Regions from separate parts of the Homo sapiens genome. Here region 1 is linked to region 2. The links are chromatin loops, found by intact Hi-C in ENCODE. Cell type or tissue: mammary epithelial cell. All regions are shown on one strand. Each heading gives the region's core, and the rest is flanking DNA. Links, peaks and the distances in the headings are about the cores only.

Region 1 (8,858 bases), core at 301-8,300, 240 kb before region 2:
TGCTATCCAGTAACATGGAACTATGCAAAAATATAAAGCTTCTAGTAAAAGTAAACATATAGGCAAATATGGAATCCTATAGTATTGTATGTTCATATGAAAATCACTTTTATCAAAATCACTTGACATCTCAGGTCATTGCAAAATAAGTCAGTCACCTGACCAGAGTGATAACTCAAGTATTTCAAAAAAAAATCAAAAACCTTCATTATTTAAGAGAGGAATGTTAATTTTCCAAACAATAAGCCCTAATAAAAACAGCATGAAACCGATTAAATTTGTTTTTTAAAATGTATAAACAATCTTTAAGATTTTAATCTTGACTATAAGATATAACTTCCACAAGACTTTTATAATCTTTATTAAGGAGTCAGTTAATGCTTCAAGAAAACCTTGCTAATCTGACATAGGGGCCTATATGCTGCTCTTGCATCCATGTGTCTTTGACATTAATAATTAATTAATAGAGAAACTGAAGGTATTTTATCCCCAAAATCAGCCCTTAAAATCTCACAAGCCCACCTCTTCCACAATAGTCCCTGGGCCTTGAGGAATTGAATAGTTTTAATTTCTGGCCCCGTGTTTCAGGAATGCAGTTTATTTTGATTGGCATCTTCAACTGGACTTGTAGATGGGATTTAATTGCTGTCAAGGTTTAAAATTTAGCAGGACTTGGTGTTCTTTTAGACCCAGGAGTCAAAGCCCTGTAACTCAATGTCACAAGTACATTAAAGGCACATACAGAAAGATACATGGATGTAATAACCTTAATTTTTTTTAATTTAATCTCAGTTTTTTCCTAAGCAAACCAAAACTTGATAATAATGGCATAGGAATTGTTTCAATAAACAATAAAATCTGTTAGGCCAGTTACCAAAAGGCAAAAGTAAAGACCTTCTGCACTGCACAGAAATTTTTGTTTTGTTTTGTTTTGTTTACGAGACAGAGTTTCGTTCTTGTTGCCCAGGCTGGAGTGCAATGGCACGATCTCGGCTCACCACAACCTCCACCTCCCAGGTTCAAGCAATTCTCCTGCCTCAGCCTCCCGAGGAGCTGGGATTACAGGCATGCGCCACCACGCCCAGCTAATCTTGTATTTTTAGTAGAGATGGGGTTTCTCCATGTTGGTCAGGCTGGTCTTGAACTCCTGTTCTCAGGTGATCCACCTGCCTCAGCCTCCCAAAGTCCTGGGATTAGAGGTGTGAGCCACCATGACTGGCCCATAACCTTTAAATAAGCTTTGAATTAGACAAAATTGTTCGCCTTTTTTAGAATGACACTTTTTTAGAAAGAATTTTTTCCTACAATATATTTCTATTGGAAAATATTCAAATAATGAAATATCTATTATTTAATTTAATATAACTTTAGATTCCAAATTATGACATTTGTCTACAAGTATTTATTCCATCACATTCACCTAATTATCTTTTTTTTTTTTTTTTTTGAGACAGAGTCTCGCTCTGTCATCCAGGCTGGAGCGCAGTGGCGTGATCTCGGTTCACTGCAACCTCTGCCTCCCAGGTTCAAGTGATTCTCCTGCCTCAGCCTCCTGAGTAGCTGGGATTACAGGCACGTGCCACCACACCCAGCTAATTTTTTGTATTTTTAGTAGAGACAGGGTTTCACCATGTTTTCCAGGATGGTCTCGATCTCGTGACCTCGTGATCCGCCTGCCTCGGCCTCCCAAAGTTCTGGTATTACAGACGGGAGCCACCGTGTCTAGCCTAATTATCTTATTTTAATCATTTACCTAGACTATGAAAACTGCGATAGTCATCATTTAAAGATATGAAACTCACCATTGCAAAATTATAACTGAAACAGTGAAAAACATGTGACCTAGCCAACTCCATCTTGCTTCTAACCTCCAAGTGTCCTTGTTCATTCCTAGACATGGGCCAAACTAACTTTGGGAGGAATTTAGTTTCTACTTTAGTTTTTAAACAAGATGATAACAGTCCTTTCCCAAAACAAACCTTACTGCCTATGGACTAAACTGCCTAAAGCCACACGATTAGAAGTTATAGTAATTTAACTGAATAATTCAAGATATAGCTATTTTCCTTAAACCAGTATCAATGTCTTATTTATTAAAAATTACACAAGCAAAGATCATTCTGTTTTGGGCTGGGTTTATAGTTTTCTAACCCTTATGACAAATTTTGACATCTTATAGTATTTGGCAGGGATAAGTATAAAATTGCTTGATCAATAAATGCAAACAAAAATATATGCTGGCAGTTCTTAAGACATTTCTAATATTACTTTACCAATAATTTTAAAGCCAACTTATTTATTAAAGTTATATAACCTTGAAAAAGCTTTTGACTAGTATTTTCTTTTTTCCTGATAAAGTATTTGATTCAAGTGCTTTTTTAAGTCAATTAGAGCTCTTATATATATGTATATATATGTAGTAAAACATTGTGTACACAACACATAAATACATAGATGTATTAGGCATGACAATAGAAGTACATCTTATAGATTCATAAGAACCTTTTTTCTTATCTTAGACTTTCAAATTCTCAATAATCTGTTTGCTACCATAGGCAGTTGTCAGCTAAATAGCCCTAAATCTGCATATTGAAGGAAAACAACTTGTAGATAAAAACTCAGATAGCAAAATTTACATCTTAAAGTACTGAGAGAAAAAGTCTAATGGTGCTAGAGAGAAATTAAAGATGGATACCAAATCAAACATAAAATTATAGAAATCTATCATAAGATTGTATGAGGAGACCAATTTTATTTAGCTAGGAACTTCCTCTCTTTTTTTTTTTTTTTTTTTTTTTGAGAGGGAGTCTCGATCCATCACCCAGGCTGGAGTGCAGTGGTGCAGTCTTGGCTCACTGCTAGCTCCGCCTCCTGGGATCATGCCATTCTCCTGCCTCAGCCTTCCGAGTAGCTGGAACTACTGGCGCCCGCCACCACGTCCAGCTAATTTTTTGTATTTTTTAGTAGGGACAGGATTTCACGGTGTTAGCCAGGATGGTCTCAATTTCCTGACCTCATGATCTACCCGCCTAGGCCTTCCAAAGTGCTGGGATTACAGGCGTGAGCCACCGCACCCTGCCGGAACTACCTCTCTTTTAACTGGATCTCTGAGCTCTGGGCAGAGCCCATACTGAATCCTGGGTCTCCAAAAATGGAGAATTATTATGAAGCTAGACCATGTGATGCTTTTACAGTGCACTTAAAAAAATTTTTTTTAAACAAAGGCATTTCTAACTGTCTAAACTACACTCTTCCTTAAAAACCCAAGAGTAGCCTCTGTTGCAATAACTATTTTAGTCAATAAATCAGGTAACACAACACAAAAGGAAGCAATTTAAGAGCTGAGATGAATTTGTCTGCTTACACTCTCAGGGTTCCATAAGGAAAAACAGGTCTCTCCCCAAAGGGAGTCTGGCACCTTCTCCATCTTCTTTAAGAAACCCTAGGCTATTATAAACTATTTTAAGTCCCTCATGCAGCAGAGGGCGCAAGAGAAAGGAGAGACAGCACCAGTAAATTTAGAAAACAGAATTCAGTCAACTGAAAAGAAGAAAACTTTCGCTCAAGAAAAGAACGAGGTCCTGGGAGAAAAAAAAAAAACAACACTTGAAGGCCTTTTAAATACAAACACACACACATGCATGCACATACACACACAACTTGGATGTTATCTTTTAATTAAACTGACTTTTAACCACTGAACTCCTTTTAAAAAATCCTTTTAAGGCCAGGCGCAATGGCTCATGCCTGTAATCCCAGCACTTTGGGAGGCTGAGGTGGGCAGATTACCTGAGGTCAGGAATTCATGACCAGCCTGGCCAACATGGTGAAACCCCGTCTCTACTAAAAATACAAAAAATTAGCCGGACGTGGTGGCATGTACCTGTAATTGCAGCTACTCAGGAGGCTGAGGCAGGAGAATTGCTTGAACCCAGGAGACAGAGGTTGTAGTGAGCCAACATCACGCCATTGCACTCCAGCTTGGGCTAGAAGCGCAAAACTCTGTCTCGAAAAAAAAAAATCCTTTTAAATCTCATTACCATATTTCAGCTAGAACAAATTGCTGCTATTTCAGAAGTACCAAATATCAAACCAGAAAGGGCTTAATTTAGGAAACAAAACCAGGCTGTCATAGTAGGAAAAAAGAAGGCAGAACCCTTAGCTATGGGACTGCACTGTGGGGTGACAGCCATTGCTATTTCAGTTTGGCCCGCCTAGATAAAAGGTGACCTTGTTATGTAAATAAAGCCCCTTAAATAGTCAAAATAAAAAAATCTTTCCCTCCCCTCCTCCCCACCACCACCACCTTTTGCTGGTCATTTTTCTCCCAACACCACACCACCTCTTTTTGTGTGTGGAAATTTAGCCACTTCAGAGGCCTTGTTCCCCATAATTTGGAACTTGCCTTCAGACATGATCAAGTCAGATAGAGTTGATCTAACCCAAATGGGAAAAAGAGCAAAACAACAACAAAAACAGAAACAAACTAATAACAATAAAAACAACATCATCTGTTTTAAGCAAAACAAATGATGGCAAAACTTGTACGATTACTGAGCACTCTAGTGGTAAGGAGAAATTAAGACCAGCTGGTTATTAATCTTAACTTTGACCAAGACAAACCCTAATTCAGTTACTTATGAAGGGATGGGTCTCAGGCTGAAGACTACTCTCTACCATCCTAGAAACTGGAAAAATCTCGAATTCATCTTCCCTACTGGAAGTGAGCTCAAACTCCATAAATGAGTTACCTGCCTTCCATCACCATGAAAGCAATAAAAACTTGCCTTCCTTGTGTAAAACTCCAAAAACAAAACAAAACAAAACAAAACAAAAAACAGAAGTTGTACAGCAAAATAAACTTTAGATCTTGACCAAATTTGGGGAGATCAGGGATTCTCCGGAGGGGGTACTTCTAGGCCTCAGTAAATTGTCTTATTGGTTTGAGCCACAAAGATAGCTCAAGCAGATACCAAGCACTGATAGGAGATTTGTCAAAGGTCTGGGGCACCTCCACTCAGAATCCCTTAATGGTTACCAAAACGTGAACCCTGAAAATCTGAGATAGGTCTCAGTTAACTTAGACAGATTATTTTGCCAAGATTGAGGACACATGCCTATGACACAGCCTCCAGAGGTCCTGATGGCATGTACCCAAGGTGGTCTGAGCACAGTTTGGTTTTATACATTTTAGGGAGACATGACACATCAGTCAACATATGTAAGATGAACAATGATTTTGTCTGGAAAAGGCAGGACAACTTGAAGCAAAGGCAAGACAACTTGAAGTTAGGAGGGGGATTCCAGGTCACAGTGATACAGACTGTAGGCAGGGAAATGCTAGGTAGAAAAGTGCAGGGTCCCTGGTGAGGGCTCCACCCTCAAGCCTGGAACTGCTTTCTAAAGTGAGAACATGCACTCCTGTTTTTCCACCCAAATGTTGCCTTTTCCAAACCCACCCTGGCCCACCCTGCCCCCCATTCTGTATCCATTAAAACCCCAGACTCTATTGGCAAAGGATCAGAGCAGTGTGGCAGAGAAGGAGAGAAGCAGCAGCTTGACATTGGTGAGAAGCAACTTGACTTCAGAGTTATGGCTCAACAGCGAAACCTCGGAGAAGAGTTCGGCCGGCCAGGGCTGGCCGAACTCCAGGGTAAGACCACCTTCCCAATCCATCCCCTTGCTACCTCCCCATCCCACTGAAAGCCACTTTCATCAGCAGTGAAATCCTCCACATTTGTTATCTTCAATTTGTTCGTGCAACCTGATTCCTCCTGGTCACTAGACAAAGACCCAGGTATGGGTTCAAGAAGCTGTCACACTGACCCTCCACTGAGTTATCTAATAGTTAAGCCATTCATGGATGGCAAAGCTAAAACAGCACACTGTAACACATGCCCTCTGAGGCCCCAGGGGTCACAGGCTACCCCTAGACACTGCTATGGGCCCATATGGAGTTCTGTTCCTGCTGGCTACCCAGAAGTGTTCATCCTGGTCTCTGCACTCACTCACCTGCATGCTTTCCCTCCCATGAGGGGTTGAAAGCTGTGGGCTGAGCAAACAAGTCACTCGCTTCACAAGTCCCGTGAAGGGGTCAAGGGAACTATCTCCTTTCATCTGGGGGCTCATCCAGGATCCATCAGAAGGATGAGTACAAATGTGGAACTATCAGCTCTGTCTCTTTTCCAAGACACTGCCACCTCTCTGTTTCTTTCAGGGGAAAGGAATGTTGGCTTGATTTCCCTTCATGAAGGTTTAGCCATTGAGTGGGACCAGAAAAAGGTCCTGGGGCAACTGGAAGCATCAGCCAAGACCCCTAGATTTTCCTATAGTATCTTTCCTTCCTTCTTTCACAGTTTGAAATGGCTCCTGTCTCTTCTTTTATAATGTTAAGGGTTTTGCTACAAACTAGAGATATTAAGTAGAATGAGCTTTTGGCCCAGCCATCAGACATGCAATTCAGAACAATGTGATTTCCATTTGTTCTTAGAGGTGTCATCCCCACCCCCACCCCAAAAGCTGCAGGTATGCATGGTGTATGGTGGCTCCCCTCCTTACCCCCTCCCCTTCCAGCTTGGGCACCTGGGCATATCCACCACATGCATGTGCCATGCCCAGTGGCCAAGCAGAGCAGGAGTAAGCTGCACATGCCACCCAGACCCCAGGGCAATCTCAGAGGTCAGGGACCCTGTGAGCCCAGCTGCTGAGGAGCTCAACTCAGTCTGAACAAGGGAAGGTATACAGTGATTGAAGGAGCCCATTTGTACAGAGAAAGAGGTTCTTCCCCCAGGACAGACCCCCGCCTTTTTTTTTTTTTTTTTTTGCACTTTAAGCTATTTTTTTTCTAAGTGAGAATGTTCTTTTCCTACCTCAGAACTCTGCTTATGATAGGGAAACAACAGAGGAGTGACCCCTGGTGTCTGATGACTGCAAATTTGGCAGGGCCCATATGGGGGTTAATCTAAATGGACCCATGCACCCCCCTGAAATACCTTTTTTGTCCCAAACTCAATTCCAAGCTTTAGGTTGAAGCCTTAGCATGGAAAACCAGATCTGAGGGATCCAAAGCCAGGCAACAGGCACAATGTAAATGGGCAGGACTAATTCCTGCCAATTAAACTCCTGCTCCATGGAAGGAGGCCATGCTCCATGGCATAGATGAGGCCTAGGGAATTAAAGGTTGTCAAAAGTAGGGGGGATAGGTTAGTGCAGATAATTCCTATTCTCTAGGCTCTCCCTACTTCATGGGTGCAAGCCACATTGGCACCCATGGGTGAGCACCTGTCAAGGTCACCAGGAGTCAGGGATGAAAACATGGAAGAGAAAGTGAGGAACACCTGCTTTCTCTCTCCCTCACACCCTGAGTTATTGCTGAGAGAAGGAAGGAAAATGAGGGACATCTGTTTCCTTTCAGAATGGGCAACCAGCTATCCTCACCATCCCCAGTTTATACTCCTCTGGGGTGTATCCCGAATCTCTGGGACTGTTTGACCTTCAGACTCTGGAAGAAAATGCCTCATAGCCCTCTGCACAAAGGTTTGGCCAAATTATGACTTACAGGAAGGGCTGGCTTGGCCTCAGGAAGGAACCATTCATTTCAATACCATCCTCCCGTTGAACCTTTTCTGTAACTGTGAGGACAAATGATCGCAGGCCTCCTATTTGCAGGATTTCTACACCTTTCAGGGCAATAATCCAGACCTTTGCCAACAGTGTTAGGATTGATCCAGCCCTCCTGTTTGCCATCTTAGGTGAGGCTACAAGGTGCAATCCCAGGGAACTAAAGAAATGAATCCCAGAGGCACCTTCAGCAGGGGAGCCAGCTCCCTCCAGCCCTGCTTCTCCGGGTCCACCCCATCCTCAGTATCCAGCTTCTCTCTCTTGCTTGCCCCCTCCTAGAAATTCTCACCATAGACAAGCCCCAGTCTCACAGTTGTCCCTCCAAGATGCCAGAGAAATTGGAACTCCCTTTCAAACTGAAAGACACCTTTTTGTAGATGGTTCTTCTCAAGTGATAAAAGAGAAAAGGCCTAACAGGTACTCAGTGGTAGATGGAGACACCCTCACAAAAATAGAATCAGGAAGATTACCTAATGACTGCTCTGCACAAACACATGAGTTGTTTGCACTAAATCAAGCCTTAAAATCTCTGCAAAACCAGAAAGGAGCTATTCATACTGACTCCAGGTATGCCTTTGGAGTCATCCACACCTTTGAAAATTTGGGCAGAGCGAGGTCTCATTAACAGTAAAGGCCAAAACTTAGTCCATAGAGACTTAATAATCTAAGTACTAGAGAACTTACAGCTGCCAGAAGAGATAGCAGTTGTTCATGTTCCAGGTCACTAGAAGAATCTTTCCTTCGAGAGCTGAGGGAATAACATAGCTAACCAGTAGCCAAACAAGCTGCCTCTTCTCAAGCAGCACCCATTTTCCACCTAACCCCTTATCTTCCCGCTCCAGCTGTAGTCCCTATCTTCTCCCCCAGAAAGCAAGAAAAGCTAGAAGAAATAGGAGCCAAAGAAAGCCATGAGGGAAAATGGGTACTACCAGACAAGAGAGAAATGCTGTCTAAGCCCCTCATGTGAGAGATATTGTCACAGCTACATCAAGGAACTCACTGGGGCCCCCAAGCTATGTGTGATGCAGTCCTTAGAGTTTATGGATGCATAGGAATTTATACCTTTGCTAGACAAGTTGCAGATAGTTGTATATAGTGTGCAGAAAAAACAATAAACAAACCCTAACAGAAAATGGGAATACCACACACCATGGCATTCACCCTCATCAGGGAAAGTAGCAAAGCCTATTTCCCTGTTGAGAGTCCGAACTGCTCCCTGAAAAGATATAGGCCTATCC
Region 2 (8,858 bases), core at 472-8,471:
CAAAATGGTATTTGGGGCCAAATGAATGGTAAGCGAGCCAAAGAGAAGCCTCTCTGCCTCCTCAGCTTTGAAAATGTAAGAGGGAATGCAGATACTGCTATAGAATCAACATGTGAGTAGTGGCACTTCAGCAACTTCTACAGAGCTGTACATGAGTGCCTGGGATTGTGGCCTCAGAGAACTGGAATACTGGCTCAGGCTACTTAAATGTAGATGAAAATATTAAACCAAAAGGAAGGTAAATTGACCTTGAAAAGTCTGTTTATATAAGCAGTTTACTTACAGGCAATCTGTACCTGCATAGCAAGTGTACACATTGATTTCTGAATGAGAAAGCACTGACATTGCCTTATGAGCCATTATGATATTGTTCTTCTGATTATGTTTGTGCTCAGGTTAATAAAGTGTACCAGGTGACTCCCTTGTCCCCTTCCCCCTCCACTCCAGGAAGCATCCGTGTATCCCCTGCTCTGCTCTGAAATAGAACATTTAATGTTCATCATGACGGCAGTGGAAGATTTGGTTTTGCCTTTTGAATTATTCCTGCTCTTCTGTCCCTTTGTTTTTGCCAGCATCTTAATTCTTACTAATTGATTTGGTGAGGTTATTTTTATGTATTCTTTTAACACAGAATTATTTTTTGTGTTTCAGAGCAGTTTTATTTCAAAGGATAAAACTGTCTCTTGAAATAGTCATGTGGTGCTTTGTCTGTAATAGGTTAGAATATTGCCATCCATAGAAGAGTAAAAATGACTGCTGCTTTTAAATAGGCTTAAATTATTGACTTTTTATACAACCAGCATAGGCGCTGTCATTAGAGCGTCAGACCTCTTATATTCAGTCTGAACATAGTCCAAATAGTCACCATATTTATTAGTTTATTTGAACCACTCTCAATTTCACCATTTGATTTGCTTTCCTAATAGGTTCTAAACTCTTTGAAGCTCAGTTATTTTGTTCTGTTTTCTCAGCCTATGAATTTGGCCTCTTGCCAAGTTAGTTTTGATTACATTTTTGCTTTTTCATTTATGAGCTGCCATAAAAGAGATTGTTCTGTCTTATGCTTTACTAATAGTTGGTTAAAGGTTTGACTTAAAAGACTTGGTTGGCCCAGAGTCATACAAGTGCATGTTTGCCATTCTGAACTGAAATCCCTGGCGACAGTGCTGTTTATAAAAGGATTAGAGCAGGGAGTTTTGTTGCCCTAAAATCAGGAAAATTAAGTTTTATTTTATATTATTTAAGTAATTAAATGATAAGAAATTTACACACAGGTGTGTGTGTGTGTCCATCCTTGTGCCTCAATTGCAAAATTTCCTGAAATAATCTCCCTGAGCTCCATCGTGGTGTTTCTCCCACCAAGCTTTTCTTGTGATTCTGTCTTGCACACCACCGTTCTTTAGAAGTAGTATTTCTTGGAGGTTTGTGTTTGAGATGGGGACTGGATGCTGGCTGTAGCCTCTTTGTGGCTCCAAAGGAAAGAGGAGGGAGGATTGTCCTCAAAGACTCTTACAAGGGTAGAGAGGGAGGAAGCAGGCTGGGCAAAGCTCAAGGAAGTCCATGCAATAACTGACCTGTGTCAGGTTGGGGTCTCCTTCTAGCAGGATGTCTGTAGGGGGAGGGAAGAAGGACTGCAGGGCTCTCTGGTGTGCCAGCTGCCAGCTCTCATGCAGCACTCAGTTTTCAGTGACTCTCATGTTAATTCAGCATGCCAGCTGTTCAATTTAATGTCTATACCAATGGGGAATGGGAGAGAGGTAGATAATGAGGAAAGAGAAGAAATAATGAGGTAATATGTCATCTCCTAAAAGCTCATTTTGTAACAGAAATTGTCCAGACTGTTACTGCATTACATTTTAGGTTTTTCTCAATCCCCTCAGAAAACAAAGAAGCTCATACAGAACATTGCCCCTACCACTAGCAAGAGGCAAATCTTTCAGCCCTCCCAAGGCTGGCTTTCAGGCTCCTGAAGCTGTGCCTTCTGAATGTGACACCTTGTCCTGGCGACATCTCTGGAGAGACGCCACACACATCAGTGTTAAGTGGTACACATGGTCCTTTTCACCACAAATGTCCTGAAATCGAGGGACTATTTAGAAAACAGGCGGCTGCTTCATTCTATTGTGGGAGTGATGTGACAGGAAGGGAGGCTCAGGAATGACCATGACAGGAAAGCATGTGGAGCACTCACAGTAAAGCTTCACAGAAGCCCTCACGGCCAGGCGCAGCAGAGCACAGCGACTGCCCAAGGAGCTGCTGTCCTAGCCACCCTCCCAGTCATCTTCAAGAAGAACAAAAGTTCACTGATCGCCTCAGTTCCTTTATTCTCCTCTTGTTCTTGAGGACTGACCAATGGGTGTGTGTCCCTGTTTGCCTCTTTGCTGGGGTCACAGAGGAACCCAGGAGCTCACATTGAGTGGCCCCCAGACATGTCACTGGGGCCAGAAAGTGCCATGAGGATGGGGGTCTACACTGGGGTGTGGGGTGGCCATATCTTCTGGCCCTGACTTGAACAATGAGTCCATGTGTGGCCTCTAGTTTACATAAATAAAGAATGGCTGTGGCTGGGCGCGGTGACTCACGCCTGTAACCCCAGCACTTTGGGAGGCCCAGGCGGGTGGATCACCTGAGGTCAGGAGTTCGAGACCAGCCTAGCCAACATGGTGAAACCCCATCTCTAAAAATACAAAAATTAGCTGGGTGTGGTGGCAGGTGCCTGTAATCCCAGCTACTCAGGGGGCCAAAGCAGGAGAATCGCTTGAACTCGGAAGGCAGAAGTGGCAGTGAGCTGAGATTGCACCATCACACTCCAGCCTGGGGGGAAAGAGCAAGACTTCATCTCTAAAAAAAAAAAAAAAAAAAAAGAATGGTTGTAATCCCAGCACTTCAGGAGGCCAAGGCGGGTGGAATTCAAGACCAGCCTGGTCAAGATGGTGAAACCCCGTCTCTACTAAAAATACAAAAATTAGTCAGGCGTGGTGGTGGGTGCCTGTAATCCCAGCTACTTGGGAGGCTGAGGCAGAGAATTGCTTGAACCCAGGAGGGGGAGGTTTCGGTGAACTGAGACCGCACCACTACACTCCAGCCTGGGTGACAGAGCAAGACTCCATCTCAAAAAAAAGAATGAGGTAGACAGACTTGGACTCCCGTTTAACTGACAGGTTTATTATTCTGTACCTTTACGTGATAACACACTCCTCCCCCCCGTCTGTTCCTAGTTTTGAATGTAAATACAGTTGTTTAAATCGTCTGTTCCTAGTTTTGAATGTAAATACAATTGTTTAAATTCCTAAGTGACATCTTGGAGAAAGAGCCCAAAAGGTCTAAGTACCATCAGCTGCAGAGTCCTCACATAGGCTGCCTCTGTCGGCCTGGGTCCAACCAGGAGAGAAAACCCACACGCTAATTTGAACAGGAAAGGTTTAATATAAAGATAGAATTACTAACTCTAACAAGGTTTTGGAGTAATAAGGAATTGGCTAGTAAGAGGAGAGAAAGCAAAAGAGTATAGGAATAGCCGCTGTAAGGAGCAGCCACGGACCCTAGAGCTGAGTTAGAGTGCCAAGGGAGGAGCCCTACTCCGTGCCCGGGGTCACACTACCAGGGCATGCTGCATGCAGAAAAGTCGCTGGCACAGATTGCTGGAAATCCTCCTTTCCAATACCAGAGAAGGCTGTTCCCAGTGAGTTCCCTCACCCAAGGTACCCCCTACATAGCTGACTGCCAAGGGATGGGTGCTGCTGGCTGCATGCACCATCAGGGTCCAAGGCACTCTGCTGTAAAACTTTTGAGGGGCCAGTGCCACTGAAGCTGGTGCTAGCCACCATGCCCTGCAGGAGCTAGACACCGAAGAAGCCAGAGTGCTGCAGGAGCTTTGCCCAGGGAGCAGGCAGGACTGGGAAGCAAACCTCTTCCTCCTGCAGTGTCTCTCCAGCACCCTCTACTGACAAGGTCTCAGTGCTGCTCATAGAGGACAAAGATTCACAGAGGTAGCAGTAACTGCATCACCAGCACCTAGCAATATCCCAGTGATGCCTCCTACAGGACACAAGGGGGTCTGTCTAAGTGGGTAATTGCCATATTTTTATATATTATTGCTAGATGTATAGAATACCACTTTTTGAGAAGAGGTAAGGAATGGAATAAAGAGCTTCCTACTTAGCCCTGTGAACTGCTTTCAAAAACCATAGCTTCATTCCGTGACAGAGAATGGAGAGCTCTGTGTGGGGAGAGAGGAAGGTTGAGCACAGGAGCCTGCAGAACAAGAGGAGTGACTGAGGCCCCTGGGAGATGCTGCTAGCCTGGTTGTAGCTGGGCAGTGTTACATGAGCACCAGCTTACAGTGGTTGACCTCCTGACCTTATACTATTTCCACATCTTTTTTCATTGTACTTATGGCAAAATCTAAGTTATGGTAGCTGAAATAATCCCTTGCCTTTCTGTGTACATTTCACAAAATTTAAAGTTAATGAAAGAAAAGAAACCTTTTTAAATTCAGCAAAATATACATATATGTGTGTGTGTGTGTGTGTGTGTGTGTGTGTGTGTGTGTGTGTGTGTATTTTAGTTCCTCTGCTTCATCCTGGTCAGTATTTTCAAATGCTGTTTAATGCAGTAAAATCTACACAAAACATGTTCTGTGTCAAAAAGAAAATAACGGGCAGTGAAAGATATGTACATTTGAATTTGAAAAGGTTCATTGTTTTCACTTGACTCAAGTGAAATGTTTTTTATTCTGTTCTATTCTGAAATTCTCATGGTTTTCTTTTACCTTATCATTGAGGGAAGTAAACCCCGTGTTAAGCTTAGTCACAAAATAAAAACTCCCACGGACTTCCCTCCCAGTGTAGCTGAAGGTTAATGTCCAGGGAGATAGCCTTGACTGAGTCAGAACTAAAATAAGGGTGTTATTTAGAGCCAGATACTCTGGTGCTACAGCCACTACAGCCGTGTCAAGAGCTCCTGACACACTGGAGGCTGTCACTGGTGATCTGGGCGTTCTCCTAAGTCAGCATTCCTAGCTAAAAATACTGCCATTCTGTATTGGAAACACAGCTTCCTCTAATTTGTCTGTTTTGACCAGAACACAATGTTATCTTTTTAAAAAGCTGTTTAGGTGTGAGAATGTATGTTAATGGATCACAATACGAATAAAAATAAAAGAATGAAAAGATAAGTGATTTGAAATATAAAGGAACTAGTACAGAGACATTTTCTAGTTAAAGTTTCTAAATGGTCAGAGAAAAATCACCTAACCTATGAGAGAAAATTTTAAGATTTTTTTTTTTTTTTTGAGACAGTATCTCGCTGTGTCTCCCAGGCCGGAATGCAGTGGCATGATCACAGCTCAGTCATAGCTCACAGGCTCAAGCGATCCTCCTACCTCAGCCTCCTTAGTAGCGCCTACAGGTGCATGCCACCGTGCCCGGCTAATTTTTCTATAGAGATGGTGTGTCACCACGTTGCCCAGGCTGGTCTCCAGCTCCTGAGCTCAAGTGATCCTCCTGCCTCAGCCTCCCAAAGTGCTGGGATTACAGGCATGAGGCACCATGCCCAGCCCAAGAATGTTTTTAAATTGACTAAACACTGCTTATTTGAGGGACCATGGGAGAAAAAAAAATTGTGAGGTGGCTTATAGATTTCAAACTATAGTGATTCTGATTGATCGAGCTGTCTTTCTTGAGGAAAGTTACGCCAAAGGCAACGAGCTAGACTGAGCTGTCTGGGTGTCTGGGTAGGGACGCAGCTCACCAGGGCTTGCCCTCTTTAGATGCCCTCTGCAGGCAGTCTAGGGACTTCTCTCAAGATGTCCAGTTTGATTAATTGCATGATGACAGTGTGCTTGGTGCCATGAGGGGTATAAAGATTCAACAGAGGCTGGGCGTGGTGGTTCACGCCTGTAACCCCAGCACTTTGGGAGGCCAGGGCGAGCGGATCACCTGAGGTCAGGAGTTCGAGACCAGCCTGTCCAACATGGTGAAACCCCGTCTCTACCACTAAAAATACAAAAATTAGCCTGGTGTGGTAGCACATGCCTGTAATTCCAGCTACTCAGGAGGCTGAGGCACGAGAATCACTTGAACCCAGGAGATCGAGGTTGCGGTGAGTCAAAATTGCACCACTGCACTCCAGCCTGGCAACAGAGTGAGACTCTGTCTCAAGAAAACTAAGCACAGGCTGGGCACGGTGGCTCACGCCTGTAATCCCAGCACTTGGAGAGGCCGAGGCGGGTGGATCATGAAGTCAGGAGATCAACACCATCCTGGCTAAGATGGTGAAACCCCGTCTCTACTAAAAACACAAAAAATTAGCCGGGCGTGTTGATAGGCACCTGTAGTCCCAGCTACTCGGGAGGCTGAGGCAGGAGAATGGTGTGAACCCGGGAGGCGGAGCCTGCAGTGAGCATGGATCGCGCTACTGCACTCCAGCGTGGGTGACAGAGTGAGACTCCGTCTCAAAAAAAAAAAAATGTCTACTTAAGGGCCTCCTGGTGTTCTTAAGGAGATGAGGAGCACCTTTGCGATACAGAACACAACATTATATCCAATGAAAATCTTACCCACTCACTGCATGGGACACACAGTGGGTGCTATGGCTGCTGAACAGAAGATCGATAAGGCCTGGAATGTCAAGAAAGCTTCCTGGAGAAGATCTTGAGCAGGTACTTGAGGACTGGGCAGGTTTCTGATAAGCAGAAAGTTCAGGAGAAAAAAAAGGGACAGTGGTATTCATCCAGAAAATCGTATGTCCTTTGTATGTTTCACCCAGTGCTGGAAATGTTGATCATCACTTTTAAAGATAATTCTAAAGTCACCTTGCAACAACCCTGCATTTATTTAAGATCATATATCATATATGTGTACATGTTTTTGTTTTGTTTTTTTGAGACTAAGTCTCGCTCTATCGCCCAGGCTGGAGCGCAGTTGCGCCATCTCAGCTCATTGCAACCTCCACCTCCCGGGTTCAAGTGATTCTCCTGCTTCAGCCTCCTGAGTAGCTGGGATTACAGGCACCTGCCACCACACCCGGCTAATTTTTGTATTTTTAGTAGAGACAGGGTTTCACCATGTTGGTCAGGCTGATCTTGAACTCCTAACCTCATGATTCACCCACTTTGGCCTCCCAAAGTGCTGGGATTACAGACGTGAGTCACCGTGCCCAGCCGTGTACATGTATTTTAAAAAGAATAGAGCTCAAAATGTTAAAGTACTTGTTTCCAGTTGGCAGGAATATGCGTGATTCTTCTCTGCCTTTCATACATTTTCTGCAATAAGCTATATTGCTGTTGGGCTGATAAAAGTTGACAAATTCAACTTACCAAACCAAAACAGTACAGTTCAGTGATCCCATCCCAAAGCACTTACACATCCATGCGCACGGGCTCACAGAAACTGAGGCTTGCCATTGTTCAGTCATTTGTTAGTGTTCTGCTTTTAATGATTGCACCTTTTTGCTGCCCATTCTGTTTTCCCATCCAGTCTCGTGTCTTTCCATGATGGGTTTCCTGTGTGATGGGAGTGTCTCCATTATCATAGGGACAGGATGGCTTGTTGCAGGGAGTAAGAGCGTCACAAGAGTGTCTGAGGCACTCAGGGAGTGTCATGGAGAAAGGAGAGAGTGCTGGGAGGAGCTTGATTTCAGTCTTTCTCCTTTCCCTTCCCCAGGCTCCATGTCCTTTACAAAGTCCTTTGTGGGTAGATATTTGTTGGTTGGTTCATGTTAGCAACTTTTCTAGAGATCATCCAGGGAGAGGTGCTTCTTAAGAAACAAGCCACCACATAGGTCGTCAAGACTTAAAACTGGTTAGGATTGAGTAACTGACCTATTTATTTGCAGTACTTTCTGCCTGTTGTGGGCAGTGTCTCTGAGGCCACACAGTGCTTTCAGACCTGCCTTGTGTTGCAGAACCCCATGGACACTGAGGTTGAGCGTGGGGCCATTCCTGCCTTCTCTGGGCTGTCCCTCAGTACACCTCTGCCTGGGGCTCCTGAGTGGCCACTCTCTTTTGCCTGTGGGCTTTGGGAATAAAACTAGGATAGTTTTCCCTCAGATACTAGAGGAGGAATTTTTTATTGATACATAATAATTGTACATATTTATGGGGTGCATGTGTTATTTTGCTGCATGCATGTAATGCATAAGGATCAAATCGGGGTAACTAGCATATCCATCACTTCAAACATTTATCATTTCCTTGAGTTTAGAACTTTCACAATCCTCTTCTAGCTTTTTGAACATGCGCAATAAATTATTGTTAACATTAGTCACCCTACAGTGCTGAGGAACCCAAGAACTATTCCTGTTACTCAGCTGTAATGTTGAGTCCCTTAACCTCTCCCTCTCTCCCCTCCCAGCCACCCTTCCCACCCTCTAATAACCAACTCTGCGTTCTAATTCTGTGAGTTCAATTGTATTTTTGCTTTCACATATGAGTGAGAACATCTGGCATGTGTCTTTCTGTGCCTGACTTATTTCACTTAACATAATGTACCCCGGGCTCATCATGATGCCACCACTGACAGGATCTAATTCTTTTTTTGTGGCTGGATGATATTCCATCTGAAACGATGTATTTTAGATGATTTTAAGACTTAAATGGGTGCCTGCTAGTTTTCTTCCAGAAATATTTCAACCTGATATCATAATGGCATTTCACTCATTTTCCTTTTAAGGGAAATAAATACAGTTAAGATATCATAAAGTTTGGGATGCTAGAAACCTATCTGCAACACCGAAGAGAGTCTCTAACTCTTTAGATTAAGTTTCATTTCAGAGGGAGTTTCTTGAAGACAATTAGATGCAAATAGCCTTCTCACAATTACAACCTCATTGTAATTTCTGGACTTTGATTCCAGTGT

Evidence for each region. A loop is a pair of places that touch in the nucleus more often than their neighbours do. Peaks named below come from ENCODE experiments on the same cell type or tissue, not always from the same donor. Only the 100,000 strongest peaks of a DNase experiment are listed, where the experiment ranks them.
Region 1: it touches region 2 in a loop (10-fold over the local background); 2 of 110 quality-filtered maps call a loop at or near these places.

What each region holds. Positions count from the first base shown.
Region 1 is chr2:108,393,570-108,402,427 of GRCh38, forward strand. No RefSeq gene overlaps it. Among named protein-coding and RNA genes, the nearest start is that of SULT1C4, 20 kb to the left of the region's middle. In mammary epithelial cell, for the core only: a CTCF peak has its summit at 3,481 (motif pointing right); no DNase peak of the experiment used is centred there.
Region 2 is chr2:108,632,587-108,641,444 of GRCh38, forward strand. All of the region lies in intron 1 of LIMS1 (LIM zinc finger domain containing 1), which reads left to right. Among named protein-coding and RNA genes, the nearest start is that of LIMS1-AS1, 42 kb to the right of the region's middle. RefSeq lists an enhancer at 3,695-4,269. In mammary epithelial cell, for the core only: a CTCF peak has its summit at 3,942 (motif pointing left); DNase peaks (open chromatin) are centred at 3,945, 4,845 and 8,265; H3K27ac peaks cover 1,019 bases.